2 separate regions of the Homo sapiens genome follow, and region 1 is linked to region 2. A link is an interaction called in ENCODE POLR2A ChIA-PET data of the cell type or tissue named here. Cell type or tissue: MCF 10A. All regions are shown on one strand. Region 1 has its middle 85 kb from the start of MIR944. Region 2 overlaps TP63 (tumor protein p63).

Region 1 (2,500 bases), 140 kb after region 2:
TAAAGCAAATCTGGTAAGACTGGCTGGAGTCTGGTAAGATTATGGAAACTTGTTTGTCAGGACTTAGAACTTGATTTTAAATGAATATGAAGGAGAGAAATGCAACTGTGTAAAGAAGAAACTTCAGATGGTGTTGGGAAGATCTGAGGCACTCTACCAGCTGAGTATTAAAACTGTCTATTTGGCAGCACTGTAGAGGTGGGTTGGAGGAAAGCAAAGGACAAGTAAAGGGCTAGTCCAGGTAGGACTAGGACAAACCTAACTTCAGGAATCTCTTAGCCATCTCTGACCTTGCAGGACATCATGGAAAAGCTCTAATCATCTTGACAAGAGTCTAATTCTAAGACTCCTGTTGTCTCCACAGCACCAAGCAGCTTGTGGTAACAAGTTTCTGTATGCCACCCACTTCTGAGGTCAAAAAAGAATGAAGGTGTTTATTTACAGTCCCTTCATTATTGCCTCTGATAGAATTGTGCTTCTTTCTTTCAGAGCATTTTTTTAAATTTGGAATTATTCTTTCATAAGTATGATTATTTGATAAATGTCTGATGAATCTCACTAGATTATAATCTTCAAAATATTAAAAGTGGTGCCTGTATTTTGCTCATCACTGTCTCTGGAGGCTAGCAGAGAATCTAGCATATAGTAGACAATCAATAAATGTTTGCTGAAGAAACATTGACTAAAATATTGAGAAAGTTGATGTAATAGCATGCTACTTAGAAAAATGTTTAGTGGTTTTTTTTGAAATGATAAAATATTCAATTCGTGATTTACTGTTTACTAGATAATTTTTTTGCTGTTTATAGCCAAATTTTCTCTTCAATATTGCATGTGTACACTAACTTTGTACCTATTAAATTTCAGGTCTGAAATCCACTTAAATTGGGAAGTAATTTGACCAAATTATTTAATTCTCTGGACTTTATATCCCAAGATAAAGTAATATCTTCTGTAACTAAAGGGGACTTTTTTAACCTAAGGCAAACAATTTTTCAATCATGACTTTACATTTGATGAGATTCCATTGAGAAACTCTATGCATGTCCTACTTCTAACAGGCACACACAAAAAGAGACAGTCAAAGCACTTCATTAAAGGCAGAAAGATTAAGGCAAAAGATTACACAACAAAACCACCCACATTCAGTTTTGCAAGTCTAATAGTCATCCTGAATCATCACCCTAGAGCGGCCTGTATTCCGTTCCAACTCGTGGCTTCAGCTTACCATTCAAGATGCAAGAAAGTAAAATATTAATATTGGTGACCAAAAAAGCAGGTGTGTTTCTCTTTCCTTAGATACTCTTAGCCCTGGAGGCAGCAATTGTTTCTTGATTTTTAGTTAGTAAATATACATCTCTTGGGAGGTAATTAAAGAACAAGCACATATTTTAAAATCACCAAAGAATAATACTTGATCGTATTTCTGGCAACCGAATCACTGACTTAAGAATCTCAGAAACTAGTTTTTAAATAAGCTTTACCCAGCCCTGGCTCAGCCCCATAACAATATCCTCCAGTTATTCATCCTTTCCTTTATCAGGCTCTTCTCTCAAACTACCCTATTTTTCTCTTCTTGTACATTTGTTCATGTTGTGTTCTTAACCTAAAGCAATGTCCTTCTCCTGGCAAAGTGTGTGCTCCAATGCTAGCCTACCATGTTCTCCCTCATCATTCTAGGAAAACTGTATTATTCCTTTGTCTGCTTCCCTACAGCATGTGGTTTATGCACCTGTTACACAGTTTTCTTCCTCTCTCCTATTCCAGTTATTTGACTGCAAGACCTGTTAAGTCAGGAAATATGGAATTCATCCTTATAGGCCTACTTAGAGACTAATTTGATGCCCCAAATAATGTAGGCAAGTGATAATAAATAATGAGTGAATGAACTTCATAAAATACTAGAGAATCTTTATAATAATAGATACAGGTACAGTAAGACAATTAACTAAAATAAAAAAGTTTGTTATAAAACTAAGAAACAAGGTCAAGGTCAATATAATTGTTGTACTTAAATGTTAAACGTAACATGAAACTTCCAGGAAACCAATGAAAAAAATATATAACTAATGGATCACATATTTCTCATGACTTAATGAGGAGTAATGGGAAACTAAAAATAGAACAGTTGTTACAAGGATTGAAATTTATCCTCACATTAGCACAATTCCTTATAGAATTGAAATGTTATACCCTATTCTAACTTTGAGCTTAAAAAGGAATACGAAGATGTTACAATCTTTTTTACACAATGTCAAGCATTCAATCCAAAATGATTAGCTATTTCCGAATAAGACAAAATGACCAAAAGGGGAAAAAAAATAACACTAGAAATCACTGAACAGGTGAAATGTATACAGAAAAAAAAATTTTTTTCAGAACTGACTAAAGAAATTAATTCACAGATTTAAAAAGCTCTGTGTGTCTTCAAAGGAAATGATGAAATACAGAATATAACAAAATGCTAATGCTAAACTATTGAAAAACAAAATTCACAAAC
Region 2 (2,500 bases):
ATTTCACATGTATTTCACCCGACTTTGTAAACATATTTTTTTTTTTTCTTTTAAGTGTATGTCTCCTATACTAGATGAGGAAGTCTTTGGACAGATGCTGAGTCTTCTTCTTCTTCTTCTTCTTCTTTTTTTTTTTTTTTTTTTTTTTTTTTTGAGTCAGAGTCTTACTCTGTCACCCAGGCTGGAGTACAGTGGCTGGATCTCAGCTCACTGCAACTTCCGTCTTCCGGGTTCAAGTGATTCTGGTGCGTCAGCCTCCTGAGTCGCTGGGATTACAGGCATGCGCCATCACATCTGGCTAATTTCTGTATTTCCAGTAGAGGCAGGGTTTCACCATGCTGGTGAACTCCAGCCATGGCTGGTCTCGAACTCCTGGCCTCAAGTGATCTGCCTGCCTTGGCCTCCCAAAGTGCTGGGATTACAGGCATGAGCCACTGCGCCTGGCCGAGTCTTATTCTTCTTTAGGTCTTATTGCAGGATAATGTACAATAAAGCATTCAGTTAGTGTTTGAAAGGAAATGTGTTTGTCTACAGGTGTATGTGGGAGAAATAAAATGGCCTCTAACTGATGGCCTCTAACACACTTCTAGTATTAACATACACTGAATGGGTCTATAGTTTGATGTATCAATAAAATCAAATCAACTAATTTTTAATCAGCTATTATTTACTTTAGCCTTCATTTTTTATTGTCTTGATTCCCTGTAAGAGGATGAAAAACTCAAATGTGACAATCTTTCCTATTATGTGAACCAGTAAACATTTTTGACCTTTTCCATTCTAGAGTCATAATGGAATCGAAAGTAGAACTTGTCTGATGGGTGAGGATTGTGCATGAGTTTTAATTTGCTTAAGTAGTCTTCTAGCTATTGATCATGACCAAGAACTTATTATTGTTGCTAAATAGGAATTGTAAGAATGTGGATATTTTGAGGAATGAGTTAGGAGAAAAGAAGCTGAATATATCTTTTAAAGAGATGCTTAGACTGAAGTATCAGTTCCCTTTTTTGTCCACAATCTTATAGATCTGGTCACACCACTTACGTTGTTATCAACTCGGCCCTTTAACTTTGTAGCTTAAATCCCTTACCCCATAGAGAAACTATCACAAAACCTCGTGAATCAAAGAAATACTTAAAGAAGAGAATGTAAGTAAATGATTAAGATCGGTATAATATTACCATTTCATTCACTTAGCAACCAAGTTACAAATAATTCCTTAGCTTTATTTTTTATTTTGCTGAAGCCAGCTTTCCCATAGCTCGTGTGTGTGTGTGTCTTTATATGACTTATAATGAAGCCTGACTTTGCTATGCATTTCTTTTTGTGATTTAAATACAACACTCATACTGAATCCGTTTGAAGAAATGATTTCATCATTATCAGGAGGCTACAGTCTATAGTTTCCCTTTACTTTTAAGCAACATATATATTAACACTAAAGTAGCTTTCAATCTTTGCTGGAAATTACCTATATTTTTAAAATGCATCACTCCTCGAGTATTTTTTAATCCCTTTGTGACATTATTACAAAATCGTCTAGTTCATGATCAATGCAGATAATGTTTTCTTACAAAATCAAACCAGCAGCCTCCATAGGCCAGAAGATCTGGCTTAACCACCCGGGTCACAGAGGCACACCTACTTGGTTGCACCACTTTTTAATCAACTTGTGAATCAGGCTTGGGAAGGTGGAGTTAAGTTAGTTCATTGTGTCTGTAACAGTAGGAAGCTCAGAAGACCAACATGTAGGGAAAAAAGCTGCAAAGAAAATCCATGGGAGCCATTTGTGTCCACAGGACCTCTCAATTTCCCTTGCAGAGCATGCAAATAAAAAAGGTGATTTGCTCTGATATGGAATTCCTGCACAATGTTCAGGCATGCGTGCAAGACAGTAATCTCTTCTGTGACAGAGTAACCTGTGTAGCACAGGGGAGCATGAAGTTTGGAGCCAGCAAACCTGAGTTCCAAGCTCCAGCCTTAAGTATAGTTTATTGTATGAACTTGAGTATGACGTTTAACCCCTCTAGAGCCTCATTTCCTTATCTGAGAATCAAGGACAATAAGACGCTGCCAACTTCACAGACTTATTATATGGATCAAACCAGAACAGACATCTCCCAAGCAGAATGTGAATGCTTACTCTGCATACTTTCCAAGCTGCAGGAAATATAGAACTAAATTGGGCATCGCCCTTGCTCTCAAGCTTCTATTTCAGTGTGGGATTCATGAAAACATAACTAAAAGGCAATAAGATCAGATCAACAGTAATATAGGTATCCCAAGAATTGAGTAAAATGTTAACGGAGAGAGCAACTGACTGCCTAGAAAAGACAAGAAATTACAAAAAAAAGCAAGAAGACAGATCCTAGCAAGCACAAGCTAAGTACATAGAAGACACTCAACCAGTGTGGAGTAAAATGGAAGTAGCAGTTATGTGGGTGTTAAAGAATGTGTTTGAGTTTGCCTGTTGGAGATAACAGAGGAACTAGGGTCTACA

The links. ChIA-PET counts read pairs that join two places held together with the same protein. Peaks named below come from ENCODE experiments on the same cell type or tissue, not always from the same donor. Only the 100,000 strongest peaks of a DNase experiment are listed, where the experiment ranks them.
Region 1: POLR2A ChIA-PET joins it to region 2 with 6 read pairs; 2 of 35 experiments call an interaction of 5 or more read pairs at or near these places.

Annotation. Positions count from the first base shown.
Region 1 is chr3:189,913,854-189,916,353 of GRCh38, forward strand. No RefSeq gene overlaps it. Among named protein-coding and RNA genes, the nearest start is that of MIR944, 85 kb to the left of the region's middle. In MCF 10A, no CTCF peak of the experiment used is centred here; a DNase peak (open chromatin) is centred at 1,148.
Region 2 is chr3:189,777,721-189,780,220 of GRCh38, forward strand. All of the region lies in intron 3 of TP63 (tumor protein p63), which reads left to right. Among named protein-coding and RNA genes, the nearest start is that of MIR944, 51 kb to the right of the region's middle. In MCF 10A, no CTCF peak of the experiment used is centred here; no DNase peak of the experiment used is centred here.